2 separate regions of the Homo sapiens genome follow, and region 2 is linked to region 1. Evidence: read pairs that join two places in POLR2A ChIA-PET (ENCODE). Cell type or tissue: MCF 10A. All regions are shown on one strand. Links, peaks and the distances in the headings refer to the core of each region. The heading gives the core; the rest is flanking DNA.

Region 1 (9,739 bases), core at 993-8,992:
TTTGAGACAGGGTCTTAACTGTCACCCAGGCTGAGTGCAGTGGCACAATCATGGTTCACTGCAGTCTCAACTACCTGGGCTCAAGCAATCTCCTACCTCAGCCCCACAAGTCGGTGGGACTATAGGCACACCATCACGCTTGGCTCATCTTCTATTTCTCATAGAGACAGGGTCTAACTATGTTGCCGAGGCTGGCCAGGAACTCCTGTACACAAGTGGTTCTCCCGCCTTGGGCTCCCAAAGTGGTGGGATTACAGGCTTGAGCCACTGCACCTGACTGGACATTTTACTCTTTATCACAGCATTAGATACACATGGTCTAAAATATCACAAGGCTTATAATGGAAACAACTAGCCCCTGGCTCTGCCTACCCCACGCTGCTCATAGCCATGAGATTACGACCACCAGTGCACTTAGTGATGCTTTTGGGAATTCACTTCTATGCTCGTTAATAACATGCTCATAGGGCTAGATCCTGATCCTCCATTGAGCACATTAACCTTGGGGATCTGCAAAACCATGGCTTCTCCCCACTAAAGATGTCCATGTCCTAATCCTGGGAACATGGGATCCTGTGAACATGTCACTTTCCATGCCAGAAGGGACTTTGCAGGTGTGATTCAAGTAAGCATCTTGAGATGGGGAGATTTTCCTGGATTATCCAGCCTGGTCCAATATCATCATAAGGGTCCACATGAAAGGGAGGGATTATCCAGCCTGGTCCAATATAATCATAAGGATCCATATGAAAGGGAGGGATTATTCAGCCTGGTCCAATATCATCATAAGCGTCCATATGAAAGGGAGGGATGAGAGTGGAGTCAGAAAAAAGAGAGGTCGCCGTGGAAGCAGAGGTTGGAACAATTCACTGTGAAGACAGAGGAAGGGGCCAAAGCCGAGGAATGTGGCGGCCTCTGGAAGCTGGAAAGGGCAAGGAAGATTCTCCTCAGAGCTTCCAGAAAGACAACAGCCCTGCCGACGCCTTTGATTATAGCACAGTGAAGACTCATTTCAGACTTCTGAACTCCAGAACTGCAAGGTCACAGTTGTGTTGTCTTAAGCCACTGAATGTCCGGTAATGAGTTACAGAAGCAACAGGAAGCCAATACAGCTCTTTAATACTCCCCCAAATTACCACCCTGTTGCCCCAACAAACATTCGCTTCTCTTTCTTCATCTTCCCAATGTTGTTTATCTGGGTCTTCAGGAAGTCAATACTATGATTATGTAAATATTTTCCACTGAGCCACATCAAGAAATAAGATTGCATTTCTGTCTCGTACATGTGTATGTTTTCAAGCTTATAATTACTTTGGATTTTCCCCGATGCACCTCTGGCTAATTTTCAACAGCCACAATTTACTTGTAAAACGCTTTCTCAATTCTATTTTCCGCACAGCTTATATATCAAAAAAAAAATTCAGTTCATGTTTTTCCTGGAGGAATGCCTCCGGGAAACCCTGGTCTCCCAGCTTCCACCTGGACTGATGGCTCCCTGGGTCCCCTGCATGGCTGCCAGCCTGACAATCCCTTCTGTCCTGCTCTGCTTCACTGGTTTCGCTGCTGAGACTCCTCTTTCTTGGTTTTCTCTTATCTTGGACGAGCATGTGCCCAGTAACTGCCTGAGAAAGGGTGCAGACAAGAAACGTTTCTTGAGATCTTGAGTGCTTGAAAATGCCTGTATTTCATTTTCAAAATTGATCAGTAGTTTCATAAGCCAAGAATTCCACATTAGAAATTTGTTGCCCTTCCAGAATTTTGAAGGCCCTTGTCTTCTAGCTCCCTGTGTTGCTGTTGAGAATTCTAAGGGCCTCCTGATTGCTGATATTTGCTAAGTGGCCTCTGTGTTCCTCTAGAAGCTTCTAAGGCCTTCTCTTTATCTCTGCTGCAGTGATATTCCATGATGATTTGCCTTGGCCTGAGCATCTATCAGGAGATTTATGCCACTTAGCTCTAGGGAATTTTCTTGCATTTTAAAAAATAACTTATTCTCTATATATTTTTTTCCTTTTCTCTCTTTTGGAATTCCTGTTTGTCAGGAGTTCAACTTTCTTCTCTTGTCTTTTCATCTCTCCTCTCCTATTGTTGGTTCTTCGGCCTTTTGCGGTATTTTTTTTTTGGCAAAAATTCTCATTGTTATCTTCTAATCCTCCTGTAGAATTTTGTTTCAGCTCTGTCCTCTTTCCTGCCCCTAATCCTGGAGCTATGAATGTTCCTGCTAGGAGCCTGATCTTGAATCACAAGTATACAGCTCCTCTTAAGTCCTAGAAGGTTTTAATTGTGGGTTTGTCCAGAAAGTTTCCCTCTGCTCCCTGAATTGCCTGTTTTCTCTGAGATCCTTTCTGTCTTGTCTTTAGTTTCTGTTTGTCTGTGTTAGAGGGCTTCCTGTCTGGTGATCCTTGGCTATCTATTCATAGTTAAGAGTGAGACACTAAAATATTTATCAGAAACTGGTGTGCTGGGGCAGGATTTGCCTGTGCAGTGAGAGGCGAAGTACATGTTCAGAGGAGCCCACATTGTTAGCATCTGGAGCCTGTCCTCTGGGTGATGTTGTCCTCAGAGGTCATCTGTTTTCCTGCTTGCTGGTTATAGGTTTGGCTATGGCTGCCCTGGAGCAGGGATGGGGAAGGGGCCAGAAGTCCACCATTCAGTGTGCACAATTCATATCCCCACCTCACCCTGCACTGGAGTGCCAGCTGCCTCGATTTCCCAGAGGATCACCCTCGAGTCTCTCGTGGGATCAAGGAGCTAGTGTCTGCCTGAGCAGCAGATCTAACAACCCTTGGACAGCATTCAATAACCCACCTCTTGCCAACCCCATCTCATCCCAACCTTTCAGAGGGCCTGGAGTCTGATTCCGGAGCCTCTCGGGTGGATCCTCAAGGTCTTCTGCCTGCACCTCTGACTGCAGACACTCGGTAGCCAGCTTCCTTCCCTCTGCTAAGTCACCTCCCACCCATGGCTGTGTCTGCTTTCCTCTTCAGACATAACTCACATTGTCATTCATCTTATTTAATCCCCAGTCCTGGGCTCCTCATCCTGTAAGGTTCCCTGTTTTCATGCTTTTACTGACATTTTAGGGGGGGTGGGCAGAAAAGTAATGAAAGTACATGTACCACCGGCCATGTTTAAGCCTCTTCTGCCTGGGCTGGGCATGGTTGTTCACGCCTGTAATCCCAGCACTTTGGGAGTCCGAGGTGAGTGGACCACCTGAGGTCAGGAGTTCAAGACCAGCCTGGCCAACATGGTGAAACCCCGTCTCTACTAAAAAATACAAAAATTAGCTGGGAGTGGTGTTGGGCGCCTTTAATCCCAGCTACTTGGGAGCCTGAGGCATGAAAATCACTTGAACCCGGGAGGCAGAGGTTGCAGTGAGCCGAGATCAGGCCACTGTGCTCCAGCCTGGGTGACAAGAGTGAAATTCCATCACCAAACAAACAAACAAACAAACAAACAAAAAAGCCCCCCAAAAAACAAAGACTCTTCTGCCCATGCCTGTCAGATACTGAAGGAAAAACGCAAAGCACCTTCCAGGAAAGCTGAGTCACAGAGGTGCACAGAGCCAACCCAGGAGCTTCTCTTTCTCCCACAGCATGCACCCATCCCTAGCAAGTCCTGCCAGCTCTGCTCTAAACAGGACCAGGCTCAAAGCTCATCTCTTCACCTCCTTCACTACCTTCCCTACCATTCGTCTGGGATTCCTGCAGGCACCTCTGACTAGACTGCCCTGCTGTGTCCTCTTCAGTCTACTCTCAGAAATTAGACTCAGCTGGAGAGATTCCTGTTAAAACAAAAGTCAGATAATATGACCCCTTCATTCTAAACCTTCCGACAGCTTCCCATTTCACTCATGACAATATCCTAAGGCCTTACCATGAACTGCAGAGTCAACACAATCTTTCCATATCACCTCCTACTCCTGGCCTCTTTGCTTAATCTGCATCAGGCACACTGAACCCCTTGCCATTTCTCACACACACTGAGTGTGTTCCAGCCCCAGGGCCTTTGCACTTGCTGCTCGATCCCCAGATACTCCTATGATCATGTCTTCACTTACTTCCATGCTCAGCTGAAATGTTACCTTATCAGAGAGACCTCCATTGTTTTATCAATCCATTTGCGGCCTGAAAAAGTCTGATTGTGATTCCTGGGTTCCAAACACCTTGATCCTTCAGCTGCTGATATTACAATCAGAAATTAATACTGGTTATTGGTATTCTGACTTCTATTTGGAATCCACGAAGATCCCTAGGCCAACACTTCTCAAGCTTTAACGTGCATGTGAACCAGAAAGATGCTAGCCAGTGCTTCTTAGACTTTTACATACAAAGGAATCACTTTGAGAGCTTGCCAAATGCAGATTAAGACTCAGCAAGTTTGGGACTAGACCAGAGGTTTGCATCTGTAACACGCGCCCAGGTGATGTTGAGCCTGCTGCTCCCCAGCTTACCTTTTGAACGACAAAGTCTAGACCAAGGTGAGGATACTGTCCCTCTCATCCCAGACACACAAGAGAGGCTGGGCCTTCATCCCTCCCATCCCCACCTGTGGGCAAGTTACTCCATCAGCCAGAAGATGGTCAGCTCTTACAGCCTCAGAGGTCTAATGACGCAACAGCTGCAGCACCTGCTCCCTGGGTGCCCGCCTGTGGGGTGAGTCAGCGGCTGGACTGAGATGACAGCTCATGAGCATGTCTCCTGGGACTGTGCCTGTGGCCTGGGCTTGGGCCAGACTCCGTCAGCAACTAAATGCACCTGGAAGGCTCTCCTCAGCTCTGCAAATCCCACCAGCTGCCTGACCTGCTTTCCCCAAGCCCTACCACTCCTCTCGCCTACTCTTAACTGCCTTCGTCACCCCAGTTAGGTCAAATGGCATTCTCTTCAGAATGACCTCTACCATCTGTTGAGACTCTGTTATCTGCCAGGCAGTGTTGCAGGCATTTCCCTTGCATCATTTGATTTAACTCTCATAAGTGTGCTATGGGATGACTGTTATTACCTTCTTTTAAGATGAGGAAATGACACTGCAGTGACAATAACTAATTTGCTCAGGATCACAAAGCTGGGAAGTGATGGAGGTGGGATCCCAGGCTGGCTCTCTGATTCCATCTTGGGCAGGGGACATCACATCTGTGCCACCACCCTACTTGTGGTCTACCAGGCTCCACCACCTCCATTATCTTAGTGGACAGGTGGAGAAGCACCACCTCATCTTTGTGGAGGGAAATGCTGTACTTCAGCTTCCTTCATCCTAACACCCAGGGAAAAGGAAACATCCCAGTCCCATCTCAGCTAGCTTTCCTGTATTACCTAATATAAGATGGGATAATAACTGAGACTCCCAGGTGAAGGTCACAGCCCAGGGACACAGGCTCACTAAAAACCTGAAACCTAATCATTGGACTCTATATAGAATGATTCGCCTCCCCCATTTCTGCCCAGCACATCCGCAGTGCTCTTTTGTAGTAACTGGAACACAATATAAGCTATATGTCAGTGAGCTTGAAGATATATGAATAGAAACTTCTCAAACTGAAAGACAAAGGGAAGAAAGACTGAAAAAAAAATGGAGCACCATGTTTAAAAATGGCAGGACAATTACAAAAGGTGTAACATATATGTAATGGGAATACCAAAAAAGAAGAAAGGGAGAAAAGAACAGAAAAAATATTTGAAGTAATAATGACTGAGAATTTTCCAAAATTAATGAGACACCAAACCACAGATTCAGGAAACTAAAGAGAACACCAAGCAGGATGGATATTTTAAAACGTATACCTAGGTATATAGTATATATTCAAATTGCAGAAAATCAAAGATGCAGAGAAAATAATGAAAGAATTCAGAGGTGGAAAAAAAACCTACCTTACGTATGGAGGATCAAGCATAAGACTACATCAGACTTCTCCTCGAAAACCATGCAAGTAAAAAGAGAGTGTGGAGTGAAATATTTAAAGGGCTGAAAGAAAGAAAACACCACTAGCTATAGATAGAATTCTGTATCCAGTGAAATTATCCTTCAAAAGTGAATGGCAAATACTTTTGCAGAGAAAGAAAAACGGAAGGGGTTTGCTGCCAGTAGGACTTCCTTGAAAAAGAAGGGAAAATGACATAGGTGAAAAACTCAGGTCTACTAAAAGGAATGAAGAGCATTCAAGAAGAAAGAAACGAAGGCTAAAATGAATAATTTCTTTTTCATATTTTATGCTAATCTAACAGTTTATCATTTTCTTCAAGATAATAATAGTAAACATGTATTGGGTGATTATAGTTTATAAATTAGTGAAATGAATGACAAAAATGTTATAAGAGATGAGGAAAAGAATTGTGAATACTCTGTGATAACATATTCTCACTACACATGAAGTGGTATTGTGTTATTTGAAAATGGACTTGGATCAGTTTTAAGTGTATATTGCAAAATCACAGGCAACTACTAAAAAAATTGTAAAGAAGTATAACTGATATATAATGAAAGAGGAAATAAAATGGAATCATATAAAATTCTCAAGGAAAATCAGAAAAGGAGAAAAAAGTGTAAGAGGAAAAAGAAACAGAACAAGGGAAACACATAGAAACAGTAATAAATATGGTTGATATTATATCAAATATATTAATAATTAGTTTATATGTCAATGTTCTAAATATGTGAATTACAAGACAGACGCTAGCTGGGTGGATTAAAAAAACCAGACCTAACTGTATGTTGTCTACAAGAAACTCACTTTAACTATAAAGACACAATTAGAATACAAGTAAAGAGATAGAGATAGATATACCATGTTAATGCTGGAATATCTGTATTTATATCAGACAATGTGGACTACAGAAAAAGTATCAGGGCAAAGGGGCAAGAAGGGCGGCGTGAGCAAGTGGAGCCAGGAGGAATTTTAGGGCAGTGGAACTCTTCTATGCTTTACTGTAATCGTGCGTGCCTGACATTATGCATTTGTCAAAACTGCTAGAACTGAACAACACATGGAGTGAACCCTCACGTAAACTATGGACTTTCATGGATAATAATGTACCAGTACTTTCATCCATTTTAGCAAACGTACTGCAACAATGCAAAATGCTGATAATAATAGGGGACACTGTGGGAGGAGTCAAGGGTCTATGTAATATCTCTGCACAATTTTTCTTTAAACCTATCACTGCTCTAAAAAATAAAGCCCAGTTTTGTTTTGTTTTTAAAAAAAGAGGCCACGTGCAGTGCCTCATGCCTGTAATCCCAACGCTTTGGGAGGCCAAGGCAGGAGGATTGCTTGAGGCCAGGAGTTTCAGACTAGCCTTGGCAACATGGCGAGATCCTATCTCTAGGAAAAAAAAAAAATAGCTTGGCATGGTGGTGCATGCCTGTGGTCCCAGCTATTGGGGAGGCTGAAGTAGGGGGATTGCTTGAGCCCAGGCATTTGAGGCTCCAATGAGATATGATAATGCCACTCCACTCCAGCCTGGGCAACAGAACAAGACTCTGTCTCAAAAAAAAGAGAGAAAGAAAGAAAGAGAGAGAGAAGGAAGGAAGGAAAGAAGGAAATTATCACAACTATCGCTTCAGGCGTTGGCTGACCTAGACCTCCACCCCGGCCCTCACCACCTGGCCAGTCGGAGCCTTGGTCCTCTACATCCATGGGGCCCCTACTGCCTGAGCTAGGCAATCTCTCAAGACCCCAGGGCTGGCCTTGGCGGACAGTTCTCTAATTTCATTCTGGGTAAAGGGACCATGAGCGAGTTGCTCATGGCAAAGTCCCAGAGGATGAACAAGAGGCTGTGAGTCTCGGTCTGCCAGAGGGATTCTAGGAGAGAGAAGTAGCTTAATAAGCAAAAGGTGGCAAATATGAGCCGAAAGAAGGCCCCATCCCCTTGTAGTAGACATGCACTTCTGAAGACGGCTCAGTGGATTGGAGACTGTTCCCAGGGCCACCTTGGGAGGCATGAGGGAAGGAGCTTGGGTCAACCTGTCATACCCAAAGCAGAGTCACCCTCACTCAGGACACTTGCTGAACAGGGACAAACCAGCTTCATAGAAAATCCATGAAATTGTAGACTCCACCAGAAATTTTAGACTCCATCTACTTATTTCTCCTGGATTGTTACATTGAAAATCCAGGTCTCTCAGTTTAGACCTTTGGGGAGACTCTTCAGTCCTCTCCCCATCTGCTAACCTTGACCAAACACAAAGGAGAGAGGGGCTTCAGAGGAGGGTCCCTCGGACCTTGGTGGGCAGGACCCACTTTCCCTGTGCAGAAGGAAACTTGAAATCAGGAGACTGAGCCTCACCCAGGGACAGGCCCCACCACTGTGCCCTGACAGGCCCTTGTGGACAGAAAGGGACAGGGCGTAGCCTCACTTCGACCCTCTGGGTTTGCTGTGGGGCCAGCTGGGCCTGGTGTGGCTGAGCTCCAGAGTGCTGTCAGCCACTCCCAGTTCCCTCATGACCTGGGCAGGGAATATAATATCACCTCTATCTGTGCAGTAAGCACAGCAATGTCAGGGACACTGTTTTTAGAATCTGGCTTGCTCCCCTCCCCCAGCCCAACTGATTATCTGTCCTGGTTGCCAGGCACCTGTTTGCATTAGATACAGAACACTCCGCAGGGTCCCGAGTAGGCAGTTGTGGTCCACAGGCCACTGGCAAACAGAGGCAGAGCCACAGAGGGGCTGCTCGTCCCCAAATGTCTCTCCAGCCGCTCTGAAGCTGCTGCGGGCTGCTGTGCTGGTGATGGCTGAGATCATGAGATGAGCCCCGGGGGTCCCTGGGCATCCCTGGGAGGTCCTGGTTTGTGTTGCTGTGGTGGTCTTAGTCATTAAGAGATGACACTTTATAAAGAGGAAAAGAGCTTAGTAAAAGTGTTGTTCTCACCAGCAGGTCCATGGAGAAGGTGGAACACTGGACTAAAGAGACAGGCTGAGGAAGCCCTCAAGTCACCCCTGATGGAGGCCAGACCTTGAATGTTACAATCCCTCTGCTTATCGACCCTTAATAAAAATCTGAGCAGGTCTTCTCTGCAGGACACAGGAGGCTTTCTGGAAAAAAAAACATGGAAAAGTGAGTCTCCTAAGCGTTCCCAAGTGATTGATGCAGGACACATCTTAAAAGGATGAAAGGAGGATGGAGGAAAACTTCAGAAGGAAATAACACAGTTTGAATGAAAACACCTATTTTGCAGAAAGTCCGGAAGTGCTCGACCAAGAGATCGCGAGATGGGAGCAGAGAGTACAGGAAAGGAAGGAGGAGAAAGAAAGGCTGGAAACCTTTGAATGCACAAAAAAAACAGGTCATGAAAGATACCACGAGCCAACTAAAATCTCTGGCTGAAAATGTGCTGGACACCATGCAGTTGGAAGATTTCACTAGGGACCGCAGTGATGAGGGGAACTTGGAAGCAGAGCTAAAGAGGAAAGCAGAAAATGAAGAAACCACCCCCTTAAAAATTAAGTAAATTTTTTTAAAGTTATGTGCATACATTCTGTATATACAGAAAAGATATCTAAATTGTATGCACGCAGAAGGAGCATTGCCCCCACAAGGAACAGTTCATGCTAAATGGTGCAGATGAAGAGACTTTGACAAAGGAAGTTTCCTGAGCTGTGGGCAGGGATGAGAGCTCAGACAAATGATGGGAAGCCTCCCAGATGCCAAGGTTTCCCACCCCCAGGTTTCAAGGGAGGAGAGAGGAAGTGATGTCATCTGAGCCCAGTGAGGCCCTGTCAAGGGACCAGGGAAAACTGCCCCCACT
Region 2 (9,739 bases), core at 566-8,565, 78 kb after region 1:
AGGGCTGTGGTGGAGAATCTGTTTCCTTGCCTTTCCCAGCATCTAGAGCTACATCCCTTGCATTTCTTGGCTCCTGGTCCCTTCCTTCCTCCATCTTCAAAGCCTGTAGTGTAGCATCTTGCTTCCTCGATCAGATGGCCCTCTTCTGTCTATGTAAAATCTCCTTCTGCCCATCTCTTATAAGAACACTAGAGAGTGCATTTAGGGCCCTCCTGGATGAGCCAGGACAAACTCCCATCCCAGATCCTTAATTTAATCACATTTGCAAAGTCTCTGCCCTATAAAGTGATGTATTCACGGGTTCCAGAGATTAGAATGTGGGTATCTTTGCAGGAAGGGGGGATTCTTCAGCCTCACACACATTGGCCTCCTCTCCAGGGCTGAAAGTCACCTCTCCAGAGCTTCCAACCCATCACTCCTTGTTGTGAACTCTGCAGCAAATAACCCATGTCTAACTCTTCCTACTTGAGATCTTCCTCCAGCTTTCTGAGAACAGCTCAGGTGCACCTTCAAGGGTGCCCATTTCCAGACTGGCTGCCCCATGATTTCCCTCCTTCCTCATGGGCTATGGCCTCCCAAGGCCTCTGCAGCCTGTTTCCTCTCCAACAGACTTGAGTTGGTTAATAGCTCTCGAAAAATGTGGCAACAAGAATGGGTGAGATGCTGCAAGGTGACTCCACAGCCCAGAGAACAGCAGGTGCCTGCCCTTTAGTGCCGTAGGCTATGGGCCATGGGCCACAGAGCTTGCTTCAGCTTCAGTATCTGCATTTCACCTGCAAGGCACTGAGGCCCCATCACTGAAAAACCACAAGAGCAGAAATCTTCCACCTTGTCTACCACAGAGTTCCAGTTCCTAAGACACCGGCCTACTCCTAACTGGGGCTCAAAAAATACCTGTTGATGAAACAAATGTAGCATTAATTCTACTTGCCAAGTCTATGAGTAGATATTTATCTTTAATCTTCCAGAATTTCAACTTTGCCATGAATATAACATTTTTTGTCTCGTATAAACAATGGTTTGCGGAAAAACAAAAGAGGCTTTTCGATAAACAGAGAGAGCCCAGCCAGTGAAGCTTCAACACTTTTAAGATTCTAAGTCACTAGTTCACGGTTAATTCAAGTAACTACTTTGCAGACTGGAAGGGTGAAAAGAAGTGACAAAGACCCCTCTTCCTCCCACTTCAGTTAGGGGGTAGGGGAGAAAGAGAGAGAGGGGAACATTTATGGGACGATGGAAAGTCCAAAAGGAACCAAAAATTTTCCCACGTCAAAAAAGGCAGAGTCCAAAGAATAAGAGAAAAGTCTGATGAGGCCTGAATATCATCAGCTATTATAGAGGAACGAGTTTGATTTAATTGTAGCAGCTACACTTGTACACATTTGAGGTGGAGAAAAAACTGGACCTCCTGACACAGTCATGTTTTCATGTGAACAGGAAAGATTCTACTGCAGCAGGCCATGGGCCAGCCCAGACAACTGTCTGCAGCCAACACCTGCTGTGTGTACTTAGCTCTTCACTGGCAGCCTCACCTTCCCTGCACCCCACATCCTTAATGGGGGTGATGCTCTTTCCAAAGGGCAGAAAACTGGTTCTTAAGGGGTCAACAAATCTTAGACATCATAATGGTTTGTGGCCCTTTAAATTTTCATTCTCTACAGCACATTCTTACTCTTTAGTATTGAATTTCCTTTGTTGTGAGGAAATTAAATTAAGTTTAAATCGATTAGTTTTTCTTTCTGGGAGGTGATAAGGATGGAAAGGTTGTACAACAGGGCCCCAACCCACCCTGGCACCAGCAGCCCTGTCCACTGAGGAGTCTGAAGCTCACTCACACTTGGGCCTAAGTGTTTGACTGGGATGTCTGATGGATGGAACCTTTCCCACCAGCTGCCAGCCATGCTGCACAGAGGTGTGAGCATGTAGGGAGGAACCAATGCAGTGGGCCAGGGGTACCATCTTCATTGCTCCTCGAAGATGGTGGCTCTTTTCTCTGTTGCTGTGACATATGGCTTCTGCTAGTCACAAGCCTGTGGCCACATAGCTCCCATGTCTGGCTTCCTCTTGCAGCATGCTGCTTTGCCCTTGCCAATTCTTGGTTAGTCTTTTCCTCATGCTTCCCAAGAGGGTGACAGGGTGGGTTGATCAGTCATTATCTAGTTTCCAATATCCTTTGTGTTAGTTTCCTTGGAGCTGCTGTAGTAAATTACCATAGACTTAGTGGCTTTAAAAACACAAAATTTGGGGGCCATAAAGAAGGAAAAAACGTCTACTCTCACCCTCCTAGGTTCCCCAGCTATAGTCTTGTAAATGAGACTAATTGCTAATGGTTTGAATGTCTCTCTTCCAAAACTCATGTTGAAACTTAATTGCCAATGTGATGTAATGTAATGTATCAGGAGGTGGGGCCTTGAAGAGGTGATTAATAGATTAATGTCATTATTGTGGGAGTGGGTTAGTTGTTGCAGAAGTGGGATCCTGATGAAAAGAATGAGTTCAGTCTAATTTCCTCTGCTTGTCTCACATGCTCACTTCTGCCTTCTGCCATGGGCCCACCTTGGCCAGATGCAAGTGCCAAGCACTTGGACTTCCCGGCCTCCAGAACTGTGAGCTAAATCAATCTCTCTTTTTTGAAATAAATTATCTTGTCTGTGGCATTCTGTTATAGCAGCAGAAGATGGACTAAGGCACTGATGAAGGACAGATTAACAAGAGGAAAGCAGACAGAAGTTTACTAATGTGTGCATCTTAACCATGCATGAGGAGCACTCAGGGATGAGTAACTCAGAGGGGTGGATAGAACTTGGGTTTACATAGAATTTTAACAAAAGAACAGTCAATTTTGTAGAGAAGTGACAAGACAAGAGAAAAGGGCTTTGAGTTTCAAGGGGGAGGACACATTGTGGGAAGACAAATATATGGAAAACCTAATGGTAGATAAGGGCTAGTTAATAAGGTTTGTTGATTCCCCTGGTGCCGTCACAGGCTGATAAGGGTCTAGAGCTGTCTCTGATGATTAACACTTGCCCTTCTTGGTAGAGAAAGGAGGGGGATACCTTTACAAATTTATGTTCCGCTTTTAGACAAACAGGGGGAAGGCAGGGAGCTTTTCTTCTTCTCAATTGCCTTCAGCTTAAAATAATCCTGTTACCAACATGGCTTATATTGGGGAGGCATATTATTCTGCTATGCTTCAGGGCCCACTCAGATAATTCAGTATAATTTCCCATCACAAGATACCTTATTTATCACATCAGCTGTGTAGAGTAACATATTCACAGGGATTCAGACACAGGCTTTTTTGGGGGAAGAGAGGGGGCATTGTTCAGGCTACCTCATGCCTTAAGACAGTGTTCTTCTGCCAGGACACTTTGCTGACTGACAGCCTGCCTGGAAGGCAGGCTTTATCAGTGGTGGATAGAGCAGTTAAATCACAGAATGCAACTCAACTTGGCAACCTGTGGATCAGGGGGCACCCCAAGAAACTGGGTTGTTGTAGATGCTCTGCTGGGCCATGCCTGCAAGGCCTGCCCTGATATTTTCCTAAGACTATTTATATTTTTGAAGATAGCTTTGGATTAAACAGTTAAAAGTCAAATGGCAAGGAGTAGGGGGTATTGGGGATAAAGCCTTTGCCTTGAGACAGCCGTCACCCACTCTATTAAAGGAAACAGACAAGCAATGTCCAAGCAGCCAGAAACTCAGAAAACTCCAGATGGAGCAATATCCCCCAGACTGACCCCACTCCTCCTTCTGAAGTTGTGCAAGATATTGCCTGGGGGAAGTGAGGTCACCCACTTCACCATCACTTTAGCCAAAGTGCAGCAGTGTGCAATATACAAAGTGTTTGTGGAGGTTTGAGTTTGTTCATTTTCTTTTTCCAAGAGCAGATTTTTCCCCCTAAAAGCATGCTCTTAAAGGAACGGCCCCCAGCTAGTCACAAGGAACTCGAATACTAACAAACACATCATTAAACATATATGACTTCCTTTCAGTACATTCCGTCCAGATGCAGGAGACAGTTACCACATTGATTTTCAGACCACCCTCATTATTGCTCCCACCCATCTCTCATTAAATTGCCTTCAAACAACAACAAAAAAAAGTCATTAAGATCTAACTTCTGCTTCTCCTTTTTCTTAATTCCATTCTGTGAAGTTAAATAGGCAATAGTTGGTTCAAACAACCTACGATATTTCCTCATTTTCTCTATTTTGTAGGTCCTGAGAAGCTGCCATTAGCTCTCAAGGCTTTGAGAGTCCAGCCAGTTTCTCCAGAGTGAAGTCCCCCTCCTCAGAGGAACAAATGCTTTCAGAGGAACAAATGCTTTCTGAGAAACTCGCCACTGGGCAGATCCTGCCACCCACCTGCCTGCCGCTGCAAAGCAGAGCCTGCCCAAAAAGCTGCCATCATTCCCGGCACTGCTACATAAATGCTGAGTGTGGTGGCTTGAATTGTGTCCCTTGAAAAGATACGTTACCGTCCCAATCCCTGGTACCTGGGAATGTGACTTTATTTGGAAAGAGGGTCTTTGTAAATATAAGAAGATGGGGTCACGCTGGAGTAGGGTGTGCTTTAAATCCAAAGGCTGTGTCCTCCTAAGAGGGAAATGTGGACACAGGCACAGAGGTAAGATGATGTAAAGACACGCAGGAAGGAGGCCATGGGATGGGAGGCATTTGCTGCAAGCCCCAGAACCCCAAGGATCCCTGGCAACCGCCAGAAACCAGGAAGAGGCAAGAAGGGTTCTTCCTCCGAGCCCCCAAGAAGGAACCAACTGATTACAGACTTCTGGCCTCCAAGACTGTGAGAGAATACATTTCTGTTTTCTTTTTGGTTTGTTTTTTTCTTTTCTTTTTGAGCAGGGTCTCACCCTGTCACCCAAGCTGAAATGCAGTGGTGTGATCACAGCTCACCACAGCCTGGACCTGCCAGGCTCAAGCAATCCTCCCATCTCTGTCTCCTGAGAAACTGGGATTACAGGCATGCACCGCCGCCACGCCCAACTAATTTTTGTATTTTCTGTTGAGATGGGGTTTCTCTATGTTGGCCAGGCTGGTCTCAAACTCCTGAGCTCAAGCGATCCACCTGCCTTGGCATCCGAAAGTGCTGGGATTACAGGCGTGAGCCACTGTGCTCAGCCCCATTTCTGTTGTTTGAAGCCACTGAGTTTGTGGCTGTTTGTTACAGCAGCTCCGGGAAACTCACACACAGTTCCACCCTAAAATGCCCCTTTAGGTCACTTTCACTCAAAGTCGCTGCCTATCTCTATTTTTATTTATTTTTTTATTTATTTTTATTATTATTTTTTTTTCTGAGACAGAGTCTCACTGTGTCACCCAGGCCAGAGTGCAGAGGCATGATCTCAGCTCACTGCAACCTCTGCCTCCTGGGTTCAAGCGATTCTCCTGCCTCAGCCTCTCAAGTAGCTGGAATTACAGGCACACGCCACCATGCCCAGCTAATTTTTTGGATTTTTTTAGTAGACATGGGTTTCACCATGTTGGCCAGGCTGGTCTCAAACTCCTGACCTCAAATGATACGCCCACCTCACCCTCCCAAAGTGCTGGGATTTGAGCCACCATGCCCGGCTTTATCTCTATTCTTAATACATCTCTTCTGCTGCTTCTGTCTGCTTCTGAGGTTTCAACCTAAGCCCGATTTGGGCTGCAAATCCAAGTAAGAACCATTAAGGCCCTCTGGGGATTTGGCTAGTTCCAAAAGGGGTCCAGGGAAATGAGGTGTGTCCTCCCCAACCTTCCCTCCCTCCAAGTTTTCTTAAAGTAGGGTGGCCCATGTCGAAGGATGCAAAATAAAAGCAAAATAATGCCATACCCATTGCCTACAAGGGGCAGGGCCCAGGGAGGAAGGAAAGAAGATGCTGTTAGGTCTCTAGTCACGCCTGACTCTCTGCTGTGAGTGTCCCATAGAATGTCTCATTCTCACCATCCTGAGGTCAGGGCCAAGGTCCCCATCCTATAGGTGCAGGGTGTCTGGGCTGGGATCCAAGCCAAGTATCCTTGTTCCGAAGATCACATGAAGATTCACCCCAAGACCTGGTGTTACAGCAGCCTTCTTCTATATCCACGGTCTGTGCAGGGCCACTCAGTTGAAGTTCAGTTCAACATAATTACAGTTGAAGTTCAGTTCAACATAATTACAGCGGCAGTTCTCAAACCTTCGGGGGCATCAGAATCACCTGAATGGCTTGGTGCAACACCCGTTGTTCCTCGCCCCATAGTTTCTGATTCCGTGGGTCTGGGTAGGGCCTGGGATTCTGCATTGCTAACACGTTTCCAGGCAATGGTGAGAGGTCAGTCCAGGCTCCACAGTTTGAGACCTATCCCTTCGTGTAAACATGGGATGGTATCAGGTATGAGCCAACTCCTGGTGTCTACGCCCTCAAATGATGGATGGAAAAGACCAGGAGATGGAGGGGCCCTCCTTCCTCAGCCCCCCTCCACCCACACACACACGGCTTTCATGACCTCCCCTTTGCTAGCTGCCTCTGCCAGGCGGTGGCCTGAGTGCTGCTGTCACCCACACCCTCCATCCTTCCTGTGCCCAGAGTCCATTTCTCCACTTCCCTCTGTTCACGGTTAATTCACGTGGAGGGAACGTCCCTGAGCTTGTGTTCACATGAGCAGACACACCCACAGGGGCCGCCACTTCTTTTGCCACCTTTCCGTGTTTACCTTGTCCTTCCCTTTTGGATTTGTTTTGCTACACATTGTGTTATGAGCTGGACTGTGTTCCCCTCAAAATTCATCTCTTGGCCTAGCACGGTGGCTCAAGCCTATAATCCCAGCACTTTGGGAGGCCGAGGCGGGTGAATCACCTGGGGTTAGAAGTTCAAGACCAGCCTGGCCATCATAGTGAACCCCATCTCTACTAAAAATACAAAAATTAGCCGAGTGGTAGTGGCACATGCCTATAATCCCAGCTATTCGGGAGGCTAGGGCAGGAGAATCACTTGAACCCGGGCGGCAGAGATTGCGGTGAACCGAGATCGCGACACTGCACTCCAGTCTGGGTGACAGAGTGAGACTCTGTCTCAAAAAAATAAAAACAAAAACTCCTGTCTTGAAGCCCTATCCCCTAGTAGCTCAGACTGTGACTGTATTCGGAGATGGGGCCTTTAAAGAGGTGATTAAAGTTAAATGTGATGTCCCAGGGCCAGAAGTCTCTTCAGAAATGATGGGCTTAAGGATTTTTTTTTTTTTTTGAGACAGAGTCTTGCACTCTCACCCAGGCCAGAGTGCAGTGGCGTGATCTCAGCTCACTGCAGCTCTGCCTCCTGGGTTCAAGCGATTCTCCCGCCTCAGCCTCCTGAGTAGCTGGGATTACAGGTGCCCACAATCATGCCCAGCTAACTTTTATATTTTTAGTAGAGATGGGTTTCACCATGTTGGCCAGGCTAGTCTTGAACTCCTGACCTCAGGTGAACCACCCCTCGGCCTTCCAAAGTACTGGGATTATAGGCGTGAGCCACCTCACCAGGCTGGGTTTAGGGATTTTTTCAGATGAAGAGATTGTCCTGGTATGTCCTAAATGCAATGACAAGAGGCCTTAAAGAAGAACACAGAGGAAGATATGCTACAGGAGCAGAAGGGCTGTTACCAAGGAGCAAGATGCTACGTGGTTGCTTTAAAGACGGAGGGAGGGGCCATGGGCCAGGGAATGCTGGCAGCCACCAGGGGCCAGAAAAGACAAGACCAGATTCTCCCCTAGACCCTCCAGAGTGGCACAGCCCTGCCAATGCCTTGACCTTAACCCAGCAACACTAACTTCGGATTTCCGCCCTCCAGCCCCATAACAGAATGAAGTTGTGTTGTTTGAAGGCATCAAGCTTGTGGTCATTTGCTATGACAGCCACAGCAAACTCCTACAGACAGAAGAGAAAAGACTCAAACCCAGGCCGTCTGTCTTCAGAACCTGTACTTATTAATAAAGATTTTACCATTTAAAACATTCTTAATGAGGCAAAGCTTCATTAAGTGAAATTCACAGTACGATCTGACAAATTTAAGCCCTGTGTAGCGCCACCTGAATCAAGATATAGAACAGATCATTTCCCCAAGAAAATTCCCCACTGCCCTTTTCTAGTGGGTCCAGTCCCTGTCCCGAGACAGCCACAGTCCTGATTCCCATCACCACCCATCAGTCCTACCTGTTCTTGAATATCATATAAATAAAACAGTACATTGCTCCTTTTCTCCTGTTCTCCTACCCGTGGTTTCAATATTCCACAGATTGCTATCATTTGCCTGTGGGCTAACTCTTGGGTTCCAGTTTTTGGCTACGATGCATCAACCTGCTGTAAACACTCTTGGGCAGGTCCTTCGGTGCACACGTTTTCATTTCTCTTGGGCAAACCCTTCCTAGGAGTGGAATTGCTGGGTCATGGGAGTGGTGTGTGTTTCATTTTACATGAAACTGCCATGCTGGTCTTCCTAAGTGCCTACCATTTGACGGGGCCCCCACAGTGAGGGGTCTCCCGTAGCTTCATGTCCTCCATAGCACTCACTGTTGGGCCCCTGCACCCTTAACCACTGTACACAATGAGGTCTAAGCTTTCACGGAGTTTGCTGCGAGGTTGAAGTGAGGCAACCTCCAAAAAGCAAAGCTCCAGGCACGCACCTGCTTCATGCACCGGAATATTCCTTTCTGTTCCTTTTACTAAATAAATGGAGTTCATTCCTCTGAAAAATAAGCAGCTTTGGACCATAGAGCCACCAAATGACATTTTTGTAAATCATATTTCTTTTGAAACCTTGCTGAAATATTTGAGCCACTACTTACGTTCTCTTACTACCCAATTATAATGCATGGTCTCCAGGACCCATTCTCCAAACTCTGCTTAGCACGCACGGACCTTTGTTTACATGAATCTCAACAGCTGTGTATGGCAACAGTGCTCCTTTCCACGGAACCAAAGGTGAGATGCAGGCCGCTCCTGAAAGACTGGAAAAAAACGGCTCCGAACACTTTCTCTCTCTCTCCTCCCTCTGTCTCTCTTTGTCTCTGTCTGTTTCTGTCCCTGTGTTTGTCTCCGTCTCTCTCTCTCCAATGTCAGGTTCACAGAAATAGATTACCACCCTCTTCCTACTGGAAGCACATGTAAGTATGTGCACATCCACAGGCATCTGCATACTCTCAGCCCAGCGAGGTCACCAACACCATGTGTCCTGAGCCTTAGCACCAATTCACACCCACTTACAGCTCCCTCTTCCTCTAGAGGCACCACTTGGGCTGAACCTGTGTTTGGCCTTTTTTTTTGAACACTGTAGTTTTATCCTGGGTAGGTATTCCTAAAAACACACTCTTTAGTTTTAGTTTTTTCATATTTTTATAAAAGGTTATCATGGTGCATGCCATTTTCTGGGATTCATGTTTTCAACTCTGTTAGGGCTCGCAGTGTCCAAGACCCCTCCAGTCCTTGGCCCACAGAGGAAACCGAGCCTCAGAGAAGGGCAAGCTCCTCCCCACAGCATAGCCATAACCCATCACATAGGTTGACAGCAACCAACATATTAGCATGGAATGATCATTTCTTAGAAGCTGTGGGAGGAACTTCCACCCCCCACATCGTTTCTCTGTCTCGTCTCAACCTCAGGTATCAAGGTTGTTTTGTTCCATATTTCACAGATGAGGAAGCAGGGACTCAAGGCCGGTGAATTTAACTCTGGTCATATGGCTGGCAGAGCAGGCCCTCAACTTGGGCTTGTCTGACCTGCTG

Evidence for each region. Peaks named below come from ENCODE experiments on the same cell type or tissue, not always from the same donor. Only the 100,000 strongest peaks of a DNase experiment are listed, where the experiment ranks them.
Region 2: POLR2A ChIA-PET joins it to region 1 with 5 read pairs; 2 of 35 experiments call an interaction of 5 or more read pairs at or near these places.

The regions. Positions count from the first base shown.
Region 1 is chr21:38,848,908-38,858,646 of GRCh38, forward strand. It overlaps LOC101928398 (a long non-coding RNA gene), which reads left to right and starts at 8,632. Exons shown (of 3, transcript NR_109926.1): 1 at 8,632-8,718; 2 at 8,869-9,048; 3 at 9,170-9,739. In MCF 10A, for the core only: no CTCF peak of the experiment used is centred there; DNase peaks (open chromatin) are centred at 3,584 and 4,674.
Region 2 is chr21:38,927,279-38,937,017 of GRCh38, forward strand. The region is part of intron 1 of ETS2-AS1 (ETS2 antisense RNA 1); the gene reads right to left. Among named protein-coding and RNA genes, the nearest start is that of ETS2-AS1, 6.3 kb to the right of the region's middle. In MCF 10A, for the core only: no CTCF peak of the experiment used is centred there; a DNase peak (open chromatin) is centred at 3,773.